2 separate regions of the Homo sapiens genome follow, and region 1 is linked to region 2. A link is a loop called in an ENCODE intact Hi-C map of the cell type or tissue named here. Cell type or tissue: endothelial cell of umbilical vein. All regions are shown on one strand. Links, peaks and the distances in the headings refer to the core of each region. The heading gives the core; the rest is flanking DNA. Region 1 overlaps KCNN4 (potassium calcium-activated channel subfamily N member 4). Region 2 has its middle 15 kb from the start of IRGC.

Region 1 (11,166 bases), core at 5,821-10,820, 65 kb after region 2:
TGTTCATGTCTTTATTTTTTGTTTTTGAGACAGGGTCTCCCTCTGTCACCCAGGCTGGAGTACAGTGGCATGATCATAGCTCACTGCAGCCTCAGCTTCCCAGGTTCAAGCAATTCTCCTGTCTCAGCCTCCCGAGTAGCTGAGACTACAGGCATGTGCCACCACACCCGGCTAATTTTTGTATTTCTTGTAGAGACAGAGTTTCACCATGTTGCCGAGGCTGGCCTCAATCAATCCTTCCACCTCAGCTTCCCAAAGTGCTGGGACTACAGGTGTGAGCCACTGCGCCTGGCCCTGTTCATCTCTTTTTCACTTTTTGTTCATTTCTTTCATTTATATGTTGAATGAATTATGGAACTCTAGTCATCTGCCAGGCACAGCTGTAGGCTGGAGATCCTGTAATGAATAGGAAAAGCACCTGCCCTTTGGGAGCAGATATTCTAGTGGGGCAGATGACATCAGATAAAGGATGCTTGGAAGAAAAGAAAATCGGGGGTGAGGATTGGGAAGACATTGCAAAGGATACAAAATTTCATTTAGACAGGAGGAATAAATTCAAGAGATCCAGTCCACAACATGGTAACTATAGTTAGTAACAATGTATACTTGAAAATTGCTAAGAGGATAAATTTTCAGTGTCCTCACCACAAAAATGATAAATATGTGAAATAATGCATATGTTAATTAGCTTGATTTAGCCATTGTACAATGTATAAATATACAAAACATGTTGTACACCATAAATATATACAATTTTTATTTTTCAATTAAAAATAAAGTCAGGTGCCGGGCGCAGTGGCTCACGCCTGTAATCCCAGCACTTTGGGAGGCCGAGGCGGGCAGATCATAAGGTCAGGAGATCGAGACCATCCTGGCTAACATGGTGAAACCCCGTCTCTACTAAAAATACAAAAAATTAGCCAAGCGTGGTGGCGGGCGCCTGTAGTCCCAGCTACTCCGGAGGCTGAGGCAGGAGAATGACATGAACCTGGGAGGCGGAGCTTGCAGTGAGCCAAGATCGCACCACTGCACTCCAGCCTGGGCAACAGAGCGAGACTCTGTCTCAAAAAAAAAAAAAAAAGTCAGGTTACAGGAATTGACAGTGATAGAGGTCACAGAGAGTGACAGGTGGCCAGGGAAGGCCGCTTTGAGGGGATGACATTTGATCAGAGGCCTGAATGCAGTTAAGGAAGGTCAGGAAATGAGCCATCTAAAGATGCTGAAGAACGGCCAGTAAAAGACCCCAAAGTGGGAGTGGGCCTGGCTGTCCAAGGATGGTCAAGGTGGCCAGAGTGGCTGAAACAGAGCAAGGGAGGGAAAGAAGGGCAGGATTATTTAGAGACGGAGCTGTAGACAGGGCCAGTTTACATAAAGTCTTACAGGCCATGGTAAGCATTTGGAATTTACTTCCAAATGTAACAAAGCCATTGCAGGGCTACAAACAAGCACCGGCTTGTTCCAATTAATGTTTACAAAGACTTCTCCAGTGAACAACAAAAATTAACAGTGATTGCCTATAGGGATGAGGGTTATAGACAGATGTGGGTCAGGGCTATGGGAACTTAAAAAGCGTTGTTGTTTTTTTAAACCACGTAATTATTAGCTATGCGCAAAAATGTTCAGTGAAAACAGTGCTGGTTGCTGTGAGGAGAATGGCCTGCAGGGGCGGAAGCAGGAGATGAGAAAGCTGGTGTCCTTGCCTGGGCAAGAAAGGATAGTGGTTCTGGAAGAGGGTGGTGCTAATAGATGAGTTGAGAAGGGTCAGGAACTGGGATCTTTTTTGAAGGTAGCGCCAAGAAATTAAACATGGGGTGTGAGAGGAAGCATGAATCAGGGGTGACTTGAAAGTCATCCTAGAGATCTGTTGTACAACAGGGTGACTCTCATTCATAACAATGTGTTATATGCTTGAAACTTACTAAAATAATAGATTTTAAGTTTTCTCACACCACAAAAAAATAAGTATGTGAAATAATGCATATGTTAATTAGCTTGATTTAGCCATTCCACAATGTGTACATATATTAAAACATCATGTTATTTGCAGCATTAAAAAAAGTTCTAGCGGGGAGGGGGGAGGGATAGCATTAGGAGATATACCTAATGCTAAATGACGAGTTAATGGGTGCAGCACACCAGCATGGCACATGTATACATATGTAACAAACCTGCACATTGTGCACATGTACCCTAAAACTTAAAGTATAATAATAATTAAAAAAAAAAAGTTCGAGAGGTTTTGGTCCTGGCCAACTGCCTGAAGACTGAGACTTTTTTTTTTTTTTTTTTTTTTTTTTTTTTGAGATGGAGTCTTGCTCTGTCGCCCAGGCTGGAGTACAGTGGCGTGATCTCGGCTCACTGCAAGCTCCGCTTCCTGGGTTCATGCCATTCTCCTGCCTCAGCCTCCCGAGTAGCTGGGACTACAGGTGCCCACCACCACGCCCGGCTAATTTTTTTGTATTTTTAGTAGAGTCGGGGTTTCACCATGTTAGCCAGGATGGTCTCGATCTCCTGACCTCGTGATCCACCCGCCTCAGCCTCCCAAAGTGCTGAGATTACAGGCGTGAGCCACCACGCCCGGCCTAAGACTGAGGCTTTTTACCGGGATGAGGAAAAGTACTTTTGATGGGAAATCAACAAGCTTTGAAATTCTTAACTTTGAGATGCACGTTGGTCATCAAATAAGTGGTTGGAGTTAGGGGAAAAAGCCGGGGTTTGTAGATAAAGACTTTCTGACTTTGCGTCACAGAATTTAGTTTAATTAATTAATTTATTTTGAGACAAAGTCTTGCACTGTCACCCAGGCTGGAATGCAATGGCACGATCTTGGCTCCCTGCAACCTCCACCTCCCGAGCTCAAGCAATCCTCCTGCCTCAGCCTCCCAAGTAGCTGGGACCACATATGCTCTAGCACACCCGGCTAATTTTTTAGAGATGAGGGTTCACTATGCTGCCTAGGCTGGTCTCGAACCCCTGGGTTCAAGCAATCCACCCCATCAGCCTCCCAAAGGCTGGGATTACAGTCACTACAGAGTTTTAAAAATACACACAAAGATGTTATGGTATGAAGAGACTCCCACGTACCCATCGCCCAATATTGACAGACATCTGCATTTTTCTTGTCTTATGTCTTCTATTTTTCCCTCCCACATATAAGCATACTTCCCGCCACCCCCTGGAGTTTTGTTTGTTTTAAGAAAATCACAGATAACCTGTCATTTTGTTAATAACTATACAAGTATGCTAAATTTTGGAGCTGCCTATTTATAGATGATATTTAAAGCTATGATTTGCTGAGATCATCTAGGCTGAGAGGTTGAAGAGAGCAGGGACTAGGCCTGAGCATCCCGCATGTAGAAGCCAGGATCCTGGAGAGGGGCTGAGATGGAGCCAGGAGTGTCAGGAGAGGGGATGACCTGGCGCCATGGGATCAAAGGGTTCCAAAGAGAAGATAATGGACTAAGGAGCAGAGACACGGGGCAGCAGCTGGAGGCAGATGTGGGGTCCACCATGGAAAAGACATGACTTTTGATCCCCCATCTAACTGTGTTATGGAACCTTCTCAGTATCTATCAGGAAAAATGTATAAGTACTTATTTTTCTTTATTTTTATTTATTTTCTTTTTGGGTGACATATAACTTAAGTGTGGTAAAGTATATAAAGGGCACAGATCTTAAGTGTACCAGGTAATGAATTTTCACAAATTTATGCATCCATGTAACCGCTAATCAGAGAACATTTCCAGCACCCAGACGTCTTCCTTGTGCTCTTTCCCTGTCAATTCCCCTGCTCCAGAAGCAACCACCCATCTAATGCCTTTCAAAAACAGGCACAGAGATTCGTTGTGTCTGTTTTTGAACTTCATGCGAATGAAATCTTACAGCATGTCTTCCGTGTGTCTGGCATCTTTAGCTCTTTATGTCTGGCAAAGTCTTTTATGTCATTCTATGTAGCAGGAGTTTAGAACCAACTTTATGGCCGGGCTTGGTGGCTCACATCTGTAATCCCAGCACTTTGGGAGGCGGAGGCAGAGGCAGGCAGAACACGTGAGGCTAGGAGTTCGAGACCAGCCTGGCCAACATAATGAAACCCCATCTCTACTAAAAATACAAAAAATTAGCTGGGCGTGGTGGAGGTGCATACCTGTAATCCCAGCTACACTCGGGAGGCCGAGGCACGAGAATTGCTTGAAGCTGAGAGGCAGAGGTTGCAGTGAGCCGAGATCACGCCACTGCACTCCAGCCTAGGTGACAGAGCGACAGATATTTTGCAGTTTGGTGAATAGTGAACTTTAAGGAAAATGGAGAATCTAAAATGCTTCTGAAAGTTCCAGTGGGATGTTTATAAGATGGGAGAAATTATAGCATGTTTGTGTGCAGATGGGAATGATAGAGGGAAAAGAGACCAGGAGACTTTGGAGCTGTTTTTTGAGGAGGTGTGGACAGGGTGAGGGGGCTAGACTTGACTTGAAGAAGGGCCAGCTCATCCTGGAAAAAGAAAGGAAAGTTTTATCATTTGACACCCCCTCCAAATTATAAAAAGCACTCTCCTGGTTTGTATATGTTAGCAGCTATTCCACACAACATAAAAGCTTAAAGCATGCCTTTGGACTGCCAGTCTGGTGTTGATGATGATGATACAGCTTCCTTTATGGACCATAATAAATAGCTGGGCTGGGCATGGTGGCTCCTGCCTGTAATCCCAGCACTTTGGGAGGCCAAGGTGGGAGGATCTCTTGAGCCCAGGAGTTTGAGACCAGCCTGGGCAACATAGTGAGACCCCCGTCTCTACAACAAAGAACTGAATAAATGTTAGTGATGTTTATTTTTATTCTGAGTGGATGGGGCAAGAAGGAGGGGAGAGCAGCAGGCAGTTTGGGAAGGAAGAGGAGCCTAGTGGCCTGAGCAGCCAGGACAGGGAGGAGAAGGGGAGGCCAGAAGACGGGGAGAGACTGAGCTTGCAGAGTCCCCCGGGTGAGGCTTGTGGGCATACTGACACAATGGAATACTACTGTGTAATGAAAAGGATGAGCAGCATGGCTGAATCTCACCACCACCCTGCAGAGCCCAAGACACAGATACACACCAGGGCGTGCAGCAGGGTTCCTTCCAAAGTTCAAAGTTGAACAAAAGGAATCAAGACAGGTCAGGATGGTGGTTCCTGGGATGAAGGGGGCTGTTGGCTGGGAGGGAAATGAGAGCTTTAGGGGGCTAGACACTTCTAGCTTGATCTGAGTGATGGCTACTCAGGTGAATGTATTTGAAGAAATATATTGAGATTACATTTAAAATTTGTGTACTTTATTGTATGTTAAAATATATGTCAGTTAAAGAAAAAAAGGGGGCAGGCATGGTGGCACACAGCTGTAGTCCCAGCTGCTTGGGAGGCTGAGGCAGGAGGATCACTTGAGTGCAGGAATTCGAGGCTGCAGTGAGCTACGATTGTACCACTGTACTCCAGCCTGGGTGACAGAGCAAGACTCTGTCTCTAAAAAAAAAAGAGCTGGACTCAGAGCTAGACTTTGACAGGAGGGCAGTGGGAGGAATGGGAAGTGTGTGGGTGTTAGAAAGGTCCTCAAGGGCAGTTGGGGGATTTATGAAGGGGAAAGGCCCGTGACTGGCTGTATGACCCTGGGAAGCCCCTGCCCTCTCTGGACCGCCTTTCCCCCACCCAGTCCTCATGAGAGTGCAGGCAGAACAGAAATAGGAGAAGGAAGGAGCCAAAATCACCATGAGACTCAGCTCCTGGAGGACAGAGCCCTCTGATTCATGTCTGCAGCCCAGCTCCTGGCTCAGGGCCTTCAGGAAGTGTTGATTTGGTGAGGGGGGTGCAAAACCTGCCAGAAGTGGGGGCATCCAGGCTTGAGCCCCACAGTGGAGAATGAGGGCAGGCGGGCCAGGGCAGATCCAAGATAATTCAGAACACAGGATCTCTTGTATGTTCTCCTAGGTTCTTAGTCAAAAGCCCCTTTTCACTGGTTCTGACCTTGCCTCAGCTGAAATCAACATGGGATGGCTCAGCTGAAACCAACATGGGGTGGCTTCAGGCCATCCCAGGCATTCAGAGGGTTCGTTTAATGACATTCACTGAGGCCCTGTCTATGTCAGGCCCTTGGTGTTGAAGACGCAATCATGAACAAAAATGAAAATACAATGTGATGGTCTCCTGAGTGTCTGAATGCGCCAGGTGGCTAAGTGCTGGGGCTCTGGGGTCAGGCTGCCTGGGTCACATCCTGGCTCCAAACTGCTTTGCTATGGCTTCGGGCAGTTACCTCATCTGTAAAATGGGACCAACATTGCCTACCTTGCCTCCTTTTGTGAGGTCACTTATTAAAAGGGCTTAGCGTGGTGCTTGACCCATTATTATTATTATTATTATTATTATTATTATTATTATTATTATTATTATTACTACTACTACTACTACTTGAGACAGGGTCTCACTTTGTCACCCAGGCTGGAGTGCAGTGGCACGACCACAGCTCACTGCAGCCTCGACTTCCCAGCCTCTTCAAGTGTTCCTCCCACCTTACCCTCCCAAGTAGCTGGGACCACAGGTGTGTGCCCCCACACCTGGCTAATTTGTTGTCGTTGTCGTTGTTGTTGTTGTTTGAGATGGAGTCTTGCTCTGTCACCCAGGCTGGAGTGCAGTGGCACGATCTCGGCTCACGGCAAACTCCGCCTCCTGGGTTCAAGTGATCTCCTGCCTCAGACTCCCGAGTAGCTGGGATTACAGGCACACACCACCACGCCTGGCTAATTTTTGTATTTTCAGTATAGACAGGGTTTCACCATTTTGGCCAGGCTGGTCTCGAACTCCTGGCCTCAGGTGATCTGCCTGCCTCGGCCTCCCAAAGTGCTGGAATTACAGGCGTGAGCCACCATGCCTGGCCAGACCCAATATTATTATCGTGATAGGGATAGGTTTATGAGGCTATAGGAGTATCAGACAGGGCCTCCTGGAGGAGGGGACATATTAGCCGAGGCCTACAGGAGGCGTAGGAAGGAGTGTTTGCCAGCTAAAAGGGAGTGGAGGCAAGGAAAGAGAGGTCCCAGAAGAATGAGTTTGGCAGGGGCTTTGGCAACACTGCCAGGAGAGCTTCTTGCAGGGGAAGGGTGTCAGCAATATCTGGAGGTCTCATCCAGTTCCTTTCTTGAGTCCCCGCCTTTACTCCCCAGGTGGGCTGGCCTCCAGAGGAAGGGCAGTTCGTGGCAGTGGGTGGCGGAGGCTCCAATTTAGCTCTCAGGGATGAAGGGGCGAGGCTGGCTGTGGACTTTAAGGGAAATCCAAAGATAGCTCAACAGAAAAGGATGACTCGCAGCCTGATCTTCCCCTCAAGAGGAGGGAAGCAAGAATGAATCAGCCTCTCAAGCTGGAATGAAGTTGCGGCGGGAAGTCAGTCCTCGGTTTGTGGCCCAAGGCCACTCTGCCTCTGACTCACCTTGCAGTGGGGCGGGATGGGTGTGAATCTGGGCTCTCCAGCCCGTATTCCTAGCTTCCGGCTGGGGGCCTGAGGGGAGGCCTGGCTCCTCTTGAAACCTCGGTTTCTACATCTGTGCAGTGGGGTAACGAGGGTCAGGAGAGTGGTTATGGTGACTTATAAACAGAGCTGGGCACACAGTAGGGCCTCTGGAAGTGCCAGCCCCCCTCCTTTGCCCCCTTCCCTTTCACATCCTCTCTTGAGCGGATGTGAAACGGGTATGTGGGTGGTTTGGGGAGGTTTGGGGCCTCTGTTAGTCTCTTGATGAGTGAGTTGTCATCTAGATTCTGGTAAGGCATGAATAGAGGGAGAAAAGCAACAAAAAATCAGAAAAAGGGCAGCCACGCATTGTGTGTGAAAATCAAAAACAATAATAAAAATGATTCTTGGCCAGGGACAGTGGCTCACGCTTGTAATCCCAGCACTTTGGGAGGCTGAGGCGGGCAGATTGCTTGAGCCCAGGAGTTCAAGACCAGCATCTGCAACATAGTGAAACCCCATCTCTACTAAAAATACAAAAATTAGCCAGGCGTGGTGGCAGGTGCCTGTAATCCCAGCTACTTGGGGACTAAGGCAGGAGAATCGCTTGAACTCTGGAGGCGGAGGTTGCAGTGAGCCGAAATCGCGCCACTGTACTCCAGCCTGGGTGACAGAGCAAGACTCCATCTCAAAAAAAAAAAAAAAAGATTCTCTCTCACATATTTGGTTCCTACTAAATGCCTCTGGGCTACTCCATGTTTTAATCTTCACAGCAGTTCCATGGGGAGGCAGTCCCATTTCACAGGTGAGGTAAACTGTTCAGAGGTGAAGCCACTTACCCAAGATCACACCACCAGTGGATGGTAGAACCAGGATTTGGACCCTGATCTGTCTGAGTTCAAAGCTGTTGCTCTTTGCCTCAGATCTGGGCAGGGGACTGTTGCTGAGGACTGCCCAGCCTACAGAGTTGGGAGGGCACTTACAGGAGAAGGCCTCTGAGACAGGTTCAGACAAGGCAACAGTCTTCCACTGGACGGTCTGCCAGTTAGGAGTGTAGATATGTTTAGAGAGAAATGGCAACTTCTGGCTTTAACATTTATTACAAAGATAAGAGCAGAGGCTGGTGAGTTACACTTCTTCCTCCCCACCAGGTGCTCTCTGCAGCTCTGGAAAAATGGTGTCCTCTTTGTTGTCCCACCAGGGGGCGCCACCTCCAGCCCCGCCCCAGCCTCATACCCAGTTCTTCAGCTCGGCCAGCGGTAACTGAAGCCTCCCAGAATCCTGGATCCGGGCCCCTAGTACCCTCTTTCCCAGGGACCCAGGAGTCCTGCCTCCAGTCGCCTGCACTTGTAACTGAGAGCTGGAGGTCGTCCATAGCAGCATAGTGAGAGTGTTTTTGATGAGGGTATGCAGAGTGGGGGTGACCATGTTCCCACCTGGGGCCTCAGGTGGGCCAAGGCCTACCCACTTTAGCCAGCGTCCCCTCCAGCAGCCATCAGCAAGCCAACCCACTCCAAGCCAGGGCCCCCTTTGGTCCTTGCACTTGAGGTGCTTTGTTCAGGGCTGGGTCAGGAGTGGCAGAGACGATGTCCACCACCTCAGTACTGGGGAAAGTAGCCTGGTTCCTCCTCGTGGGTCCTGGAGAGACAGAGAGACTGATGGAGAGGCAGGCCAGGAAGAGGGAGAGTGAGAGTGGGACACACCGAGGTGCAGACAGAAACCGGTGGGCAGAAGTGGGAGACAGGGGGCAGGTGTTTCCGGGCCCCGAGGCCAGGGGGCAGGAGGGCATTTAGACAGAGACATTGGATGGACAGCCAGACAATGTGCCCAGGACAGGCAGAGAGAGAGAGAGAGACCAAGCAAAGAGGGAGAAGGCCATCAAGGGTCAGTGAAGGGGAGAGGGTACACCATCTTCCTTCACTGCCAGTCCAGCCCCGAACTGAGTCCTTTCCTCCAGACAGTGCCAGAGCTGATGAGAAAAGGCGGCCTTGTCTCCCAGCCATCCCCCGCCCCCTTAGCCACATAGGGTGCTGGCCACAGGAACCCTTCCTCCAGGATGCCTTCCTGCCCAAGTCCCAGCCCCCTCACCAGCTACTTGGACTGCTGGCTGGGTTCTGGAAGCTGCCTCGGCCCCAGGGCAGTGCTAAGCAGCTCAGTCAGGGCATCCAGCTTCCCCGCCAGCGTGTCAATCTGTTTCTCCAGGGCCCGGTGTGAGCTGCTCAGATTCTGCTGCAGGTCATACAGGATCATGTGCATCTGGGTGGGAGGAGAGGATCAGAGGTGTCGGGGCTGGGGTCGACCCCCACCTACTCCATAGCGTAAGGCAATGGAACCAATATTGACCACATCCTTATGGTCCTCTGAGGATTACCCTCGACAATAACTGTTACCATGTATTGACCACCTACCACTTCCCAGCTACCTGCCCAGGTGTTTCCCTATATGGTTTAAAATCCTCCCAAAAGCCACAGGGAGTGGGAATCCTGTTCCTGTCTTACAGCTGAGGAAACAGGCATGGAACAGTTAAATGACATGCCCAAAGCAGCTCCTGAAATAAGACCTAGAACATAGCAGGTGCTCATTAGATATTTCTAGCATGGATGATGCCTGACTTCCAAATCCACATAGTCTTTTACTGCATTCTCTGGCTAGGATTCACTAGTTGATCCCTGAGGGTTTGTGGATTTTCTATGGAAATTCTTGAATTCTGTGTTTTTGGCTTGATAACCTTCAGAAATTACCACCTGCCAATTCCTGCAGATCTGGGCCACTGCCTCGTCACTGAGACCTGCCATGCGGTTTTGGGGCCTGCATCTGTGACCGTGCTTACCATGGCATTGCTGCCAGGGGCCACTGTTTGAACTGTCGTGGGCTAACGAGAAAAAGCAAAGGCCACCAGATAAGCAGAAGATGCTGTGAGCCAGGCCAAGGGGGTGTTGTGACATCATTGTCCCTAAGCACTGGCGAAATCAAATGGTCTCAGCAGAAGAAGGGGGCGGGTAGCTGAGTCACGCCTTGGCCAGGCAAACTTGCATGGACGTCCCTGTTGCCCTGAGTACCCCTCCACAAGAGCAGCAGAGATTGAGTTTTACGGAAACAATGTCACCTGTGTCCTTGTCAGTGTTGTTCATTTTAATTGTATTGGTTTTGCCGTCTATGGGCTTGGTTTGTAAATTTGCTTTGGTTTTATTGTATGAGCTGTAGTTGGAAGGAATTTTATATCCGTCCACATGTAAGTAACTTAACAATAAAGATAATTTGAAACCAAACACTGGGGTTCTTTGTGCAATTTTTTTTTTTTCAGTTTGTAAGGGATCTGTGCCTTTCATGAATGTAAGAAGCTCTGTGTTGCATCATTCATTCCTTCCTTCCTTCATTCAACCACAGACCTTTACTGACAGGCTGTGTGTGCCAGGCCCCTGCCAAGGTTCCCTGTTCTAGGGCCAGATTTCCCTCCCTGTGGCCCCAACCTCCCCCTTCTTCAAGACCTCCTCCCACGGGATCCTAGTACCTTGGAGATGTCCACCATGGAGTTCACTTGTTCCCGGAGCTTCCGGTGTTTCAGCCGCACCTGGCGGAACCTGTGGGAAGAAGTGGGGAGTCAGTTTTACAAGCCTGGTCCCTGAATGTAGCTGTAGCTCAGGGGAGGAATGAAGGGAGGAGAGGCACATGAAGAAACAAAACAAAGAAACAAAGTTGTCGAAGA
Region 2 (16,512 bases), core at 5,774-10,773:
CCCAAAACAAATATGCAGAGGCACACAAATTTCTAAACATGAACATACTCTGAACATATTATGTGAGTGAGGTTAAAGATCCACGTTCTCTTTAAATGGATCTGAGCCTGGGCAGCATGGCAAAACACCATCTCAACAAAACAACAACAACAACAAAACAAAGCCAGGCATGGTGGCATGCACCTGTGGTCCCACCTACTTGGAAGGCTGAGGTGGGAGGATGGCTTGAGCCCGGGAGGCGGAGGTCGCAGTGAGCTGAGATTGTGTCACTATACTCCAGCCTGGGTGATAGGGCAAGACCCCTTCTCAAAAAAAAAAAAAGGAAGAAAAGAAAAGATAAATCTGATGGTGTTTTCCCTCTTTTCTTCACTTCCTTGCTTGTGAAAGAAGACAGATTTGCCAATAGTCTTCTTTTGGCTTAACAAAGAACAGTCACAAGAAGTTTTGTCTTCCGCAAAAGTGATATGCTAATTGAAATAGTATTTACTGGGGCCACAGTTTATTAAGCAATTCAACCAACTGAACAGAGGGATAGACGTTTTAGAGGTGAGAAAGGCAATTTTCTCTGGATACAGCTGCATTCCCTCAGCTCCAGAGATGTAGAGGAAACTTTGTCAGAAACTACACCAGAAAGGACCATTCTCTCTCTCTGTGTGTGTGTGTGTGTGTGTGTGTGTGTGTGTGTGTGTGTGTGTGTGTATGTGTGTTTAGAGACAGAGTCGCCGTCTATTACCCAGGCTGAAGTGCAGTGGCACGATCATGGTTCAATGCAGCCTTGACTTTCCAAGCTCATGCAATCTTCCCACCTCAGCCTCCTGAGCAGCTAGCACCACAGGCACACACTGCTACACCCAGCTGATTTTTCAATTTTTTTTTTAGAGGTGAGGTCCTCCCTACGTTGCCAAAGCTGAAGAACCATTCTGTGATGCAAAAGAGAGTGTGTTTACTGGCCGGGCGCGGTGGCTCATGATTGTAATCCCAGCACTTTGGGAGGCCGAGATGGGCGGATCACGAGGTCAGGAGATCGAGACCATCCTGGCTAATACGACAAAAGCCTGTCTCTACTAAAAATACAAAAAATTAGCTGGGCGTGGTGGCTGGCACCTGTAGTCCCAGCTACTCAGGAGGCTGAGGCAGGAGAACGGTGTGAACCCGGGAGGTGGAGCTTGCAGTGAGCCGAGATTGCGCCACCGCACTCCAGCCTGGGTGACAGAGAGAGACTCTGTCTCAGAAAAAAAAAAAGGCTGATAGGAGAGTGTAGTTACTGAATTTGCAGGCAAAGCCGAAACATTCTCACCTTAGCTTCTTCAAATCTCCAGCTGCCAGGAGTTTTCCTTTTTTAAACTAAGCAATGGATTTTTTTTTTTTTTTTTTTTTTTTTGTGAGACAGAGTCTCTCTCTGTCGGCCAGGCTGGAGTGCAATGGTGCGATCTTGGCTCACTGCAACCTCCACCTCCTGGGTTCAAGCGATTTTCCCTGCCTCAGCTTCCCAGGTAGCTGGGATTGCAGGTACCCACCACCAAGCCTGGTGAATTTTTGTATTTTTAGTAGAGATGGGGTTTTGCCATGTTGGCCAGGCTGGTCTCGAACTCCTGACCTCAGGTGATCCACCTGCCTAGGCCCCCCAAAGTGCTGGGATTACAGGTGTGAGTCACTGTGACCAGCCCTGAGCAGCGGATTTAATTAATTATCACAATGAAGAAAAAAGGCTGACTTGGGAGCTCGAAATTTACAAGATGGAAAGAAAAAGGGCAAAATAGGAAGACTAACAACAGAAATGTGGGACGCGGAATTTTTGCACACATGATCCCTGTGGACACAGACACAGAACATATCTATGCATGGACACACAGGCTTTCATATATATGACATGGGAAAGAGACAGGCATAAACACCCACAAACATACAAAAGCACAAAATATACACAGGCAAGCTGAAATACATTACCAACATCCATGAACGTTCACATCTGTATACCAACATATATATATATACAAGCACCCCCACACCTTGATGGAAACACAGACACACCCAGCCACAGAAACACACACATACCCATAAAACCAGCCTTATACACATACACATAAACACACGCCTTTGTTTATACAGACACGCAGGTAAACACCTACTCACACAGTGTCCTGCAGAGCTACAAAAACACACATCCCTGACCTCCTGCAGACAGTTTCAGAAACACACAGACAATTCAACACAGGAAGGCACAGCCAGATGTGCACACAGACTTAACAGGCCTGCAAACTTGCACACACAAATGGCATTCTTGCAGAAGTGCGCACAAAAGGCACTTTTGCGCACTCATGGGCACATACTGATGTGCCTGGAAACTCAGCTCCATGCACGTGCATGCACACTGGTTGTCTTCCATCCAGTTCATCTTCCTCTGTCCCCAGGTCCTCATGCAACTGTGACCCACACCAAAGCTGAGACCACCGACTGCTTCACCTGCTGAGACCTCCACAGCTGTGGCCCCCTTCCATGCCCAGAGGATAATCACTACTGCCTTCAGATGGCAGGCATCACAGGTGAGTGCCCATGGGGACAGAAATAGGGCTTGGGGTACAGCAAGACCTATCCTCACTCTCCCACTTTGCTGCCTAGCTTCAGCCATTGTAGCCTTTTCCTGGACATGCAGGGCAGAGGCTAGGGTGCAGTGGAGGGTGTGAGTTTGAAATCTGCTGCCATAGTTGTTTAAGTTACTGCTGAATAACAAACTGGCCAGAACTTAGTGGCTTAACCAGTCATAAAAAGACAAATACTGTATGATTTCACTGAGTTATCTAGAGTAGTCAAAATCATTGAAACAGAAGATAGAATGGTGGTTGCCAGAGGTTGGGGGACGGGGGAATGGGAGTTGTTCAATGGGTACAGAGTTTCAGTTGTGCAAAATGAGTTCTAGAGAGCTGTTACACTCAACAATGTGAATATAGTTAACATTACTGAATTGTGCACTTAAAAATTGTTAAGAAGGCCAGCCGGGCGCAGTGGTTCATGCCTTTAATCCCAGCACTTTGGGAGGCCAAGGCCAGCGGATCATCTGAGGTCAGGAGTTCAAGGCCATGCTTTGAACCTTGTCTCTACTAAAAATACAAAAATTAGCCGGGCTTGGTGGTATGCGCCTGTAGTCCCAGCTACTTGGGAGGCTGAGGCAGGAGAATTGCTTGAACCCGGGAGGCAGAGGTTGCGGTGAGCCAAGATCACACCACTTCACTCCAGCCTGGGTGACAGAGTGAGACTCCGTCTCAAAAAAAAAAAATTGTTAAGAAAGCCACACATGATGGTTTATGCCTGTAATCCCAGCACTTAGGGAGGCCAAGGCAGGAGAATCACTTGAGGCCAGAAGTTCAAGACCAGCCTGGGCAACATAGTGAGACTCCCCCCATCTCTATTTTTTTAAAAAAAACATTAAGAGGGTATATTTTATACAGTGTGATTTTCAAAAAAAAAATCACAATTGAAAAAAAGCTTCTTGGATTAGACAAGTATTTGTTATTTCTCACAATTCTGCAGCTGACTGGGCTCAGCTGGGCAGTTCTTCTGCTCTAAGTGGTAAAGGCTGAGGTCACTTATGTGATTGCATTCAGCTGGGAGCTTGACTGCACCTGGAATGTTTAAGACAGCTGGGGAGAGCCTCGCTCCTCTGAGCTCTCACTAGTCAGTTTCCTAGCTTGAGCTTCCTTATAGTACGGTGGCCGGCTTCTGAGAAGGAAGAAGTGGGAACAACCAGGCCTTCTAAGGGATAGACCCAGAACTGTCACAGTGTCACTTCTGCCACAGTCTATTGGTCAGAGCAAATCCCAAGGCAGGCTCAGATTTAAGGGGTGACGTAACAGATTCCACCTCTTGATGAGAGAGTGGCAAGATTATGTTGCACAAGAGCATGCAGGATGGGAGATACAGTTGTGGCCATCTTGGTATCTACTACAACACTCTGGGCAGGCAGCCCCACTTAAGGCTCCTGTCACTCTCTCCCCATAGAAGGAAAAGTGGACTCTTCTGTAAACGGGAAGAGGAGTTGAACTTGAAACCGGCTCTTTGCTATCTTTTTACAGCATAAAGAGACATAGTAAAGATAGTGTTCCAGGCTCCAGTTCTGGACATTTCTGGGATCTTAGAGAAGTTTCTTACTAAGTCCATGAGGTGCTCATAGACAGGGTGGGGAGACCTCACAGATACAGAGCCACCCTATTAATTGAAACCCTAAGGAGAGAAGGCAGGGGATCATGGAAGGCTTTCTGAACTATGTGATTTTTAACTGTTGTTGTTGTTTTGAGACAAGGTCTCACTCTGTCACCCAGGGTGGAGTGCAGTGGCACAACCTTGGATCACTGCAGCCTTGACCTCCTGGGCTCAAGCGACCCTCCCAAGTAGGTGGGACTGCATCACTATGCCTGGCTAATTTTATTTTATTTTTTGTAGAGGCGGGGGGTCCCACTATATTGGCCAGGCTGGTCTTGAACTCCTGGGCTCAAGTGATCCTCCTGTCCCAAAGTGCTGGGATTACAGGCATGAACAATTGCCCCAAGCCTGAACTTAATGTGTCTTAATGAACAATGACCAGCTTTGGATGTATTATGGGGAGATCTCAGGCAGAGTGAATGCCATCAGGGAAATACTCAGAGAGATTTGGGGAGTTCGGTTGGGTGGTGGGTTGTGATTGCCTTTCCTCACTAGCCTGGCCTCCATCTCTCTCCAGGCTTTGGCGAAGGTAACCCTGTCTCCTGGAGAAACGGTTTCTGCGTGACCTCCAAGGACTGCAAATTTGGCAACTCCATCTATGCCCTGACCTATGGTGTTGGCTTTGGCTTCTGCGTCAACACCACCTGTTGCCAAGGCAACTACCAGGAGCCCACCCCTCTCGGTATGCTGTCACCAGAAAGCAGTCAGATGGGTGGCCAAGGAGGTGGTGGGTGACTCTGGAGGCAGAGTTGAGGAAGGAATGCAGGAAGGAACATCACTCAACCCCAACCAGGCTGCCCTCAGGCACCCTGATCCCAGCTTGGGAGGAAATCCCACCAAGGTCATGACAATATTAAGTTCGTGACAATGTGGTAGAGCCTAGGAGTGCACTCGGGGCCCCGGGAGGTCCTGAGATTCCTTCTGACTGACCTTCATCCTCTTCTACACAGCAGCTCATCTGGCCTCACACACCCTGAGTGAGATATTGTGTCCTACATGTCCTGGGAGCTACTTGGAGCCCTGCAATTCCTCCTTCTACATGCAGTGTCCCAGTGGGGAATCTGAGTGTGTCCAGCTGGACCTAACGTCTGAAGAAGGTAATGGGGACAGCACATGTGTGTGTGTGTGTGTGTGTGTGAAGAAGGTAATGGGGACAGCATGTGTGTGTGTGTGCACATGTGTGTGTGCACGAGTGAGCCTTAGCACGTTAGATTTGGATACTGGTGTGCTTGAGTTTGGAGTCTCCCCTCCACCCTTTACTCTGTGTAGCTCAAGGCAAGTGACTTTATCTCTTTGAGCCTCTGTTTTCTCTTCTGGTAATTGGGGATGGTAGACACACACCTTGAAGGGCGTTGTGAGGACAAAGTGAACTCATGAGGGAGGTGACAGAGTAAAGGGCATAAGAACAGGACTCTAGGGCCAGGCTGCCTGGGTTCAAATGCTGAATCCACCACCTGAGCTGGGTGACCTTGACCAGGTGACTTTGCCTCTCTGTGCCTCAATTTCTCCATCTGTAAAAGGGGATAACTTGGTATGCAACAAGTTCTTTAAAAAACAGGGGAGGGCCGGACGTGGTGGCTCACACCTGTAATCCCAGCACTTTGGGAGGCCAAGGCGGGCGGATCACGAGGTCAGGAGATCGAGACCATCCTGGCTAACATGGTGAAACCCCATCTCTACTAAAAATACAAAAAATTGGCCGGGCGTGGTGGCAGGTGCCTGTAGCCCCAGCTACTCAGGAGGCTGAGGAAGGAGAATGGCGTGAACCCGGGAGGCGGAGCTTGCAGTGAGCCGAGATGGCGCCACTGCACTCCAGCCTGGGCGACAAAGCGAGATCCCGTCTCAGAAAAAAAAAATAAATAAAATTAAAAAACTGAAAAAAATAAAAGATCTTTGGACTCAAACAGACCTGGGTTTGTGGTGTGGATTCACAATTTATCTGCAGTGTAGTCTTGGACAAGTTTCATAACCTCGTCTCAAAAAAAAAAAAAGAAAAAACAACAACAAAACGGGAATAACAACAGTCGCTAAGTCCTAAGACTGTTGTGAGAATTGAATAAGATAATCCACTAAACTATATCAGTGCTTTCTGAAAGAAATGTAATGTAAGACACGTGTGTAATTTAAAATTTTCTGGGCCAGGTGTGGTAGCTCACACCTGTAATCCCAGCTCTCTAGGAGGCCAGGATCGCTTGAGCCTGGAAGTTTGAGACCAGCCTGGGCAACAGAGGCAGACCCTATCTCTACAAAAAATTTTCAAAATAATTAGCTGGGCCTGGTGCTACGGCCTGCAGTCGCAGCTACTCAGGAGGCTGGGGTGGGAGGATCACCAGAGCCCAGGAGGTCGAGGCTGCAGTGAGCTGTGATTGTGCCACTGCACTCCAGCCTGGGTGACAGAGCGAGACTCTGTCTCATTTTTTTAAAAAAAGTTTTTAAAAAAGGAAACAAACATTGCACACGAGTGAAAACACACCTGTAACATACGTGTAAGGTAGAAAGAGTGACAACGAGAGAGAGACAGCCGTGACCAGCTCCCAGCTCAAAGAAAAGAACATTCCTGATGAGCTTTCACGAAGGACATGGACTCGAGGGGCTCGCGGGCCCTGTGCGTGTGCAAGGCGCGCGCGTGTGCGCTTGGGTGCGCGCGGGGGTGGCCTTCTGCCTGCGCGCGCCCCCACGTCCCCTCCTTGCACCCTGTCTCCGTCTCGGCAGGCGGCCGGAACGTGAACGTACGCGGCTGCGGCTCCCGAGACCTGTGCAGCGCCCTGGACTGGACCCACGGGCTCTCTGTGCTCCCAAGACACTGGCTGTCGAGCCACTGCAGCCCCCACCGCCGCGCCGTCCTAGAGTCCCACTGCCGCTCGGGCGCCGCGCCCGGCCTCCGCCTCTCCCTCCCGGTTCTGGTGGTAGTCCTGGCAACCGCGACGCTGTGCTAAGGAATCCCGCCTGGACCACCCCGCCGCCCGGGAGGCCCCCTCCACCTGCTTGTTCGGCACGTCGCTAGATGGTGCCCTGGCTCCCCTCTGCTGGGGCAATGCGGAGACCTGGAAGCCTCTGGTGAGAAACTCAGGAAGCAGGGATGAGCTTCCTCCCTCAGACTAGCGTTTCCCAAAGCCAGACCTTCTGCTCCAGACTCAGGGCTTACTCAAGGCTAAGTCCTCTTTCCTCACACCAGGGTCCCAAAGGCCATGCCTCCATCAGCCTAGGGTGTGTCTTCCCCGCTCAGACTAAGGCCACTCACCTGCTGCTGAGATCAGGCGTCTGCTCAACTAAGTTGGGGCGGGGCGCTATACCTCCCCCCTCAGATTAGCACCTTCCCCAAGGCCAAACCTCCTCCCTCAGAAGAGGGCTGTTCTTCTTCCTCAAGTTACTAAGCCTCCTTCTTCAAACGAGGGGATACCCAATATCCGGCTGCTCCCAGACACCAGGGATGTGTCTCTTCTCCCACACATTGACAAGCAACTTCTCTTTTGTTCTCCCTGTTTGGGGTCTAGCAAAATCCTGGGCAGCCAAGGCGGGGCTTGAGGATCCGATACACCCTCTTCCAAGGTTTTCAGAGCAGCCTCCTCCACCCCCACCATGGGCCAAGACGGGGCAGGGGGCATGGGTGGGGTGAGGAGCCCCTCTTCTGTGTGGGCCCAATCTCCCAGCTGTAACCAGATCTGAATGAATCACATCTCACAATGCCAAGTGGTTTGAGTTTCCTTTTTCTGAAGTTTTAGCCTCAAAGAGGGCCCTGATGTGGTCCTCTCTCCTCTGAGGCCAGGGGAGGTTAAGTTACTTCAACTGGTGAACCTGGAGGGGACAAACCGACAACAGTGTCTGGCCAGGGTGGGCATAAGACCAAATGCTGCATCTGGAACTGAACTCAGAGGATTGAGCGGAGAAGTGAAACTGGGTTGCTCACCACAGGCAGAATGCCAGGAACCATTTGCTTTCTGCTGAAAGTGGCTGAGCGCAGTGGTTCACGCCTGTAATCCCAGTGCCTGGGGGCTATGACAGTGGGAGGGAGGGCTACCTAAGAAATCACTCCAGGCCATGCACCAGACAGATTAGGCGGCGTGGCTCTAGGGGGCTTGAAAGAGACCGCCCCCGCCAGGCGCAGTGGCTCCCGCCTGTAATCCCAGCACTTTGGGAGGCCGAGGCCGGCAGATTACTTGAGGTCAGGAGTTTGAGACCAGCCTGGCCAATAGGACGAAACCCGTCTCTACTAAAAATACAAAAACTTAGCCGGGCATGGTGGCGAGTGCCTGTGTTCCCAGTCACTCAGGAAGCTGAGGCAGGAGAATCACTTGAACCTGGGAGGCGGAGGTTGCAGTGAGCTGAGATTGCGTCACTGCACTCCAGCCTGGGCAACAAAGCGAGACTCCGTCTCAAAAACAAAAACTGAAAGTAACAGAAAGCCCAACCGAAAGAATAGAAACAATTCATTTAACATTCATCTAACAAATCTTTATCAGTCACAAGCTATGTATTCTTTTGTAAATGAGACACTGGCGATACAGACAAAATTCTGTGCTCTTATGGAAGTGGTATTTTAGTGGAGGAGACACATAATAAATAAATATCACATATCGTACATCACATATCAGTGAGTACTAGGAAGGAAACAGTGCGGGGAAGGAGAATGGGGAACGCTGCCAAAGAGATATGATCTTATACATGGTGAGTAAGAGCCTCAGTAAGGTGACGTAAGTAAAGACCTAATTGAGGAAGTAAAGACCTACGTGGGGCAAGGGAGAAGGCCATGCAGTTGTCTGAGGTGGGGGAGGAGGACATTCCAGGCAGAGGGAACTGGAAAGGCAAAGGCTCCAAGGCAGATGCAGTAAGAAACAGTTAATGTGGGTCAGACGCAGTGGTTCATGCCTGTAATCACAGTGTGATTTTGGGAGGCTGAGGTAGGAGGATTGCTTGAGGCCAGGAGTTCAAGACCAGCCTGGGCAATATAGCAAGATCCCATCTCTACAAAACATTGAAAAGTTAGCCTAGCATGGTGGTGGACTACAGGTATAGCTGTAGTCCCAGCTGGTCAGGAGATCAAGACCATCCTGGCTAACATGGTGAAACCCCGTCTCTACTAAAAATACAAAAAAAAAAAAATATTAGCCAGGCGTGGTGGTGGGCACCTGTAGTCCCAGCTACTCGGGAGGCTGAGGCAGGAGAATGGCGTGAACCTGGGAGGTGGAGCTTGCAGTGAGCCAAGATCGCGCCACTGCACTCCAGCCTGGGCGACAAAGTGAGACTCCGTCTCAGGAAAAAAAAAAAAATTAAAATAAAAAAATTGAAAAAAAATAAAAGATCTTTAGACTCAAACAGACCTGGGTTTGTGGTGTGGATTCACAATTTATCTGCAGTGTAGTCTTGGACAAGTTTCATAACATCTCTGAGCCTTGTGTTCCCATATTGTAAGGTGTTATTGTAAGGTACATTAAGCACAAGGCTTGGCCCACCCTAAGCTTTCAACCAATTGAAATAGTCATGTCTTCAGGTTGTTAATCATGAGGACTGTGCTATTATTTATCCACATTGTATAGAGGAAGAAACTGAGGCTGAAGGAGGCTAAGAGACTGCTAGTATGAAGAACATTGGGACTGAACACACATCTGTCTGACTCTAGAAGATAAAATTTCCCCCCCTTAAACATTAAGAAAATGTCCAAATATACACAAAAGTAGAGAAAATAGTATAATATCTATGACAGACTGATACCCCAATCTATGATGGGACCAAAATGTGACTGAGCCCAGAGCCCATAGCAGGCGCCCAGGAGATGTTTGCAGCTGGAAGCAGTCATTAAATGACCCTTCAGTATCAATCTCTCAGTGTCCAAAATTATGCACATTTTGCCAAATTATCTCTCTCTTCCTTCCCCCTTCCCTGCCTCCTCCTTTCCTACACCTTCCCCTCTTCCTCCCTCCTCACCTCTCTCTTTTGCTTTTTTTTTTTTGAGATGGAGTCTCTTGCTCTGTTGCCCATGCTGGAGTGCGGTGGCGTGATCTCGGCTCCCTGCAACCTCCGCCACCCAGGTTCCAGCGATTCTCCTGCCTCAGCCTCCAGAGTAGCTGGGATTACAGGCACGCATTACCGTGCCCAGCTGATTTTTGTATTTTTAGTAGAGACGGGGTTTCACCTTGTTGGCTAGGCCTGTCTCGAATTCCTGACCTCAAGTGACCCGCCCGCCTTGGCCTCCCAAAGTGCTGGGATTACAACGTGAGCCACTGCTCCTGGCCTTTCCTTTGCTTTTACCCTCCCTCCTTTGCTCTTTCTCTCTCCCTCCTTCCTTTCTCCCTTCTTTCCTCCTCTCTCTCTTTCTCCCTCCTCTCCTTCATACTTCTTTCTTCCTTTCTCCCTTCTTGCCTTCCTATATTCCCTCCCTCTTCCCTTCTTTCCTTTTTGTGCTGAGACATTTAAAGCAAATCCCAGATATCATATTTCACCCATAAATACTTCCCTGTGCATCAGAGCCCATGCTTTCGACTCTTGTAGGACGGACACATCCTTTCTGGGAGGGAGGATGGAATAAAATAAAGCATACTGAGAGCTTAGCATAACCCACACCCATCCCTGCCTGTTTGCAGAAGGCCTAGAATATCCTAATCCTTCAGGGGAGATCTCCCTTCACCCATGGATCTGTGACATTCTTCTAAATCCTTCATAGAAAGCTCATATCAAAAGTGACTAGTTCACCTGTCTCTACAAAAAAATCAAAAATTAGCCTGGGTGTGGGGGCACACACCAGTGTTCCCAGCTACTCAGGAGGCTGAGGTGGGAGGATCACTTGAGCCTGGGAGGTTGAGGCTGCCGTGAGCTGCGATCGCGCCACTGCACTCCAGCCTGGGCGACAGAGTGAGACCCTGACTCAAAAAAAAAAAAAAGTGACTAGTTGAATATGCGTACAAGAGACATAGCCACAGAGCTCAGCATAGTGGTTCAGAGGATGTACTCAGGTTCCAGTCTGTCTGGGTTCGAAAGCCAACACTTTGCCAGTTACTAGTTGTTTTTTTGTTTTTGTTTTTGTTTTTTACCTTTGGAAACAGAGTCTCACTCTGTCACTCAGGCTGGAGTGAAGTGGCGCAAACTCAGCTCACTGCAGCCTCTGCCTCCCAGGTTCAAGTGATTCTCCTCCCTCAGCCTCCCCAATAGCTGGGATTACAGGCGTGCCACCATGCCCAGCTAATTTTTGTATATTTAGTAGAGATGGAGTTTTGCCATGTTGCCCAGGCTGGTCTCCAACTCCTGAGCTCCGGCAATCTGCCTGCCTCGGCCTCCCAAAATGCTGGGATTACCACCATTTTGTGAGCCACTGAGCCCAGTCACTAGTTCAGTTACTAGTGGCCTCAGGTGAGTACCTTGACCTCAGCTTTCCCATTTGTGAAATGGGACAATAGTGGTTCCTGCTCACAGAGTGGACACAAAGGTTGAGAGAGTCCACACATACACAGAACTCAGAACAGCGCCTGGAATTCAGAGTTCAACACAGGTAAATGGTGGCCCTTACTGTCATTATTGGGGAGGGGGAGTGCCCTTTGGGTCATGGGTCCCGTTTCTGTCTGTTACCCAACATGGCCTCCCGTTGTGAAGGTTGCCTACCCCAAGGTATGGGTGTGAAGGAACCTGGGGGTGGTGAGGAAGGAAGCAACATCTCTGCCAGACTGGAGTCTCGGGGGATGGGTCCCGGATATGACCTGTCCTGGCTGAGTCCAGAGTCCATGGCAGGTGGTCAGGAAACATTTGTGGAAAACAGTCATTTAATGGTCCTGGAATCTGCAGGGGTAAAAGGGACTTTGGGGATGGGGTGGGGCTAACCTGGGTGAAGAATTTGATGTTATTGTACATTGCTAATTTTCCATAGGGGCATACATGTAGGCATATTATTCAAGTTTTAAAATTTTACTATAAATTATTTAAAACAAACAAAAACAAATAAAGAATAAGTGGAGTCTCTTGGCACTCAGTTGAAAGACAAGAAACATCAAAACATTTGAAATACATACCCAGTGGCCATAGCTGTCCCTGGCCACAGCTCCTTTCCTCTCTCCTCACCTGAGATCACCTCTATCCTGAACATGGTATTTCCAATTTTGCCACCTACAGGCATGCTTTTGATTTTTTTTTTTTCAGACAAGGTCTCACTCTGTTGCCCAGGCTGGAGGGCAATGGTGCTATCAATAGCTCACTGCAGCCTCAACCTCCTGGGCTCAAGTGATCCTCCTGCCTCAGCCTCCTGAGTAGCTGGGACCACAGTCATGTGCCACCATGCCCAGCTCTTTCTTCCTTCCTTCCTTCTTCCTTTCCTTTCCTTCTCCTTTCCCTCCCCTCCCCTCCTTTCCCCTCCGCTTCTCTCTCCTTTCCTTCCTTCCTTTCTTTCTCTCTCTCTCTCCCTCCCTCCCTCCCTTCTTCCTTTTTTTTTTTTTTTTGAGATGGAGGCTCACTCTGTTGCCCAGGCTGGAGTGCAGTGGCATGATCTCAACTCTCTGCAACCTCCGCCTCCCAGGTTCAAGTGATTCTCTCAGCCTCCCAAGTAGGTGGGACTACAGGTGCATGCCACTGCTTCTGGCTAATTTTTTTTTTTTTTGTATTTTTAGTAGAGACGGGGTTTCACCATGTTGGTCAGGCTGGTCTTGAACCCCTGACCTCAGGTGATCCACCCGCCTCGGCCTCCCAAAGTGCGGGATTACAGGCATGAGCCACCATGCCCGGTTCCTTCCTTTCTCTTTCTGGTCTCCCTATGTTGCCCAGGCTGTTCTCAAACTCCTGAGCTCAAGCAACTTTCCTGCCTCGAACTCCCAAGGTGCTGGGATTACAATTATCAGGGTGAGCCACTATGCCCAGCCACCTTTAATTTTTTAAGGAAAGTTTTCTCTTCTTTTCTGCTTGGCTCTCTCCTCACCTTTCTCTTCTCTCCCCCACAGACTCCTTCATAGGGGTGCTCATAGCTCACTGCAGCCTTGATCTCCCGGGCTCAAGTGATTCTTCCACCTCAGCCTCCCACGTAGCTGGGACCACAGGCATGCACCCTCATGCTGAGCTGTATGTATATGTTTTGTAGAGATGGGATCTCACTATGTTGCCCAGGCTGGTCTCGAACTACTAGGCTCAAGCGATCTGCCCACCCTGGCATCCCAAAGTGCTGGGATGACAGGCAAGAGCCACTGTGCCTGGCCAACTCTCTGCATCTTGCTTTTCTCAACCCTCCGAGTCATTTGATTCACCCTTTCTAATGGCTGTGTGGTGTGGTTTCCATGGCCTATGGCATGGATCTACCAACATTTATTCAGCAGTCATCGTCCTATTGAGGGGAATTGACGCTGTTTTCTCTTTTGTCCCTCCCACTATGAGAGATGCAGCAGTAAACATCCTCCTGACAAGACAGTTATCATCTGTTATGTGTCTCTGTGTCCTGAATAATTTCTAATGAATTTTAAAAGTTTGGGGCAGGTGCAGTGGCTCACACCTGTAATTCCAGCACTTTGGGAGGCTGAGGCTGGTGGATCACGAGGTCAGGAGTTCGAAACCAGCCTGACCAACATGGTGAAACCCTGTTTCTACTAAAAATACAAAAATTAGCCGGGCGTGGTGTTGCATGCCTGTAATCCCAGCTACTCAGGAGGCTGAGGCAGGAGAATCGCTTGAATCCAGGAGGCGGAGGTTGCAGTGAACCAAGATTGCACCACTGCACTCCAGCCTGGGCAACAGAGCAGGACTCTGTCTCAGAAAAAAAAAAAAGCTTGGATATCATATCCCTTTCATGCATGTTTTAAAAAATTCAAAAATGTGTAATTAAATGAAATTGAAAGTTACACTTAAAAATTAGAAGTAAGAGGCCAGGTGCGGTGGGTCACACCTGTCATCCCAGCACTTTGGGAGGCCAAGGTGGGAGGACCATTTGAAGTTGGGGGTTTGAGACCAACCTGGCCAACATGGTGAAACCCTGTCTTTACTGAAAAATAGAAAAATTAGCCAGGTGTGGTGGCGGTCACCTGTAATCCTAGCTACTCCGGAGGCTGAGGCAGAATCGCTTGAACCTGGGAGGCATAGGTTGCAGTAAGCTTAAATCATGTCACTACACTCCAGCCTGGGTGACAGAGCGAGACTCTGTCTCAAGAAAAAAAAAAAGAGAGAAGAAGTAAGAAACAGTGAAGTGGCCCTCACCTCCCCGGGTGTGCCCCACTCCCCATGTGCCATTTCCATCCAGATGGGGCCCCCTAGACATCCTTTTTCCCCTGCAGGCTCCAGGGAGTGGTCAATGAAATTCCTTCAGTCATGAAAAGTTCCATCAGATAGATCTTTAGGAGCAGGGGTGCTCAACTGAAGGAAATGTGTGCGTTTAATTCATTAATAAGTGTTGTCAGATTTGCCTCAAGTGTTTCATCTGGGGCCTTCCTGCATGGAGAACACCTATTTCTCTCCATCAGGCCGAATCCAACTTCCCAGCCATCCCTTCTGCCTCCTCCCACCCTCTCTCTCTGAACCTTCCAAGGTCACAACGTGGGGTTCTGACCAGTGTTGCGCTGAGCCACGTGGGGCCTGACACAAAAGGCACTATTTACCCATGCCCCTCTGTCATGGTTTCATTTTTGTTTTGTGTTTTTGAGACAAGGCCTGGCTCTGTTGCCCAAGCTGGAGTGTACTGGCTTGATCTCAGCTAAATGCAACCTCCGCCTCCTGGCCTCAAGCCATCCTCCTACCACAGCCTCCAAAGTAGCTGGGGCTATAGACGCCTGCCACCAAGCTCAGCTAATTTTTGTAGAGACCGGGTTTTGTCACGTTTCGCAGGCTGGTCTCGAACTCCTGGGCTGAAGCAATCCGCCCACCTCGGCCTCCCAAAGTGCTGAGATTACAGGTGTGAGCCTCTGCACCTGGCCTTCATGTAATTTTTTTGTTTTTTTGAGACAGAGTCTCTTTCTGTCACCCAGGCTGGAGTGCAGTGGCATGATCTTGGCTCACTGCAACCACCGCCCCTCGAGTTCAAGCAATTCTCCTGCCTCAGCCTCCCAAGTAGCTGGAACTACAGGCACATGCCACCATGCCCAGCTAATTTTTGTATTTTTAGTAGAGACAGGGTTTTGCCATGTTGGCCAGGCTGGTCTCACACTCCTGATCTCAGGTCATCTGCCCGCCTTAGCCTCCCAAAGTGCTGGGATTACAGGTGTGAGCCACCGTGCCTGGCCCTTCATGTTTTTTCAGTGGCTAATTTTTTTCCAGAACATTAAAGTAGTCAAAATAATATTGAAAAATTCTTGAGTGGGTGTATTAAAACTCACGCTATTTCAAGTTAAAATATTTTAATTACAACAATATAAAATGTATTATAATTTTATTTCAGCTTAAGTTAATTAAAAATTATTGAACATCATCACTTGGTTAAGAGAAATTGTCAAGCGTGGAGATTCTCTCAATTGAAAATGAAATAAGCCAAGATGTAGATTTTGAAAACATTATTGATGAGTTATTTTTCCATCAAAGCTGGAGTGTATATTTAGGGCTTGGTGTGGCATTGGTCTTTATTTAGAATTTTGATATTTTGTTCATGAAAATATCAGGGCTGGGCACGGTGGCTCACGCCAGTAAGCCCAACATTTTGTGAGGGCAAGGAGGGTGGATCACTTGAGGTCAGGGGTTTGAGACCAGCCTGGACAACATGGTGAAACCCTGTCTCTACTAAAAATACAAAAATTAGCTGGGCATGGTGGCAGGCGCCTGTAATTTCAGCTACTCAAGTGGCTGAGGCACGAGAATCGCTTGAACCCGGGAGGCAGAGGTTGCAATGAACCCAGATCACACTCCAGTCTGGGCGACAGAGGAAGACTCTGTCTAAAAAAACAAAAGAACAAACCATGGATTTTTTGGCATTAATTTTTATTAGTTAAAATATTGCATTAAAAATTGCATTAAAATATAATTTATCTCAATGACTCAATTTTTCGCACTCCCTTAAATTTTGCACCCAAGGCCAGTTCCTCATTGTCCTTAGTTCTGACCAAATTGAGTCACTGAATGTAGAAGAGTCCCACCTCACTCCTGGCTTGTTTCTGGAAAGCCTGTGGGTTGGCTGGGCTCAGCTGTATGGTTCTTCTGCCCCCCATGTGGTGTTGGCTGGGGTTACACCTGTGCCTGCATTCAGCTGGAGCTCATCTGTGGCTGAAATGTCCTGGATGGCTTCAAGCTCATCTCCATGTGGCTGCAGTCTCTACATGAGGTCTCTCCAGCACGGTAGCAGGACCTCTTTGCATAGTAGTTCTGGAGAAAGAAGGAGAAAACAGGAGCTGCCACCTGTTAAGGCCTGGGCTTGGGAGTCCCAGAGTGTCACTTCTT

The links. Hi-C counts contacts between places; a loop is a spot of excess contacts. Peaks named below come from ENCODE experiments on the same cell type or tissue, not always from the same donor. Only the 100,000 strongest peaks of a DNase experiment are listed, where the experiment ranks them.
Region 1: a loop joins it to region 2, with 1.8 times the contacts of the local background. A loop is called at or near these places in 3 of 110 quality-filtered maps.

Annotation. Positions count from the first base shown.
Region 1 is chr19:43,757,992-43,769,157 of GRCh38, forward strand. KCNN4 (potassium calcium-activated channel subfamily N member 4) reads right to left here. Exons shown (of 9, transcript NM_002250.3): 7 at 10,972-11,041; 8 at 9,549-9,716; 9 at 8,542-9,098. The coding sequence ends at 9,552. Among named protein-coding and RNA genes, the nearest start is that of SMG9, 8.6 kb to the left of the region's middle. RefSeq lists silencers at 6,476-6,701, 8,265-8,428 and enhancers at 7,049-7,108, 7,129-7,358, 7,789-7,878. In endothelial cell of umbilical vein, for the core only: a CTCF peak has its summit at 8,666 (motif pointing right); DNase peaks (open chromatin) are centred at 7,390 and 8,670; H3K27ac peaks cover 824 bases.
Region 2 is chr19:43,692,639-43,709,150 of GRCh38, forward strand. It overlaps the pseudogene LOC105372412. Among named protein-coding and RNA genes, the nearest start is that of IRGC, 15 kb to the right of the region's middle. RefSeq lists enhancers at 7,806-8,306, 8,665-8,714, 8,725-8,774, 8,865-8,924. In endothelial cell of umbilical vein, for the core only: no CTCF peak of the experiment used is centred there; DNase peaks (open chromatin) are centred at 7,173, 8,113 and 8,833; H3K4me3 peaks cover 1,051 bases; H3K27ac peaks cover 1,909 bases.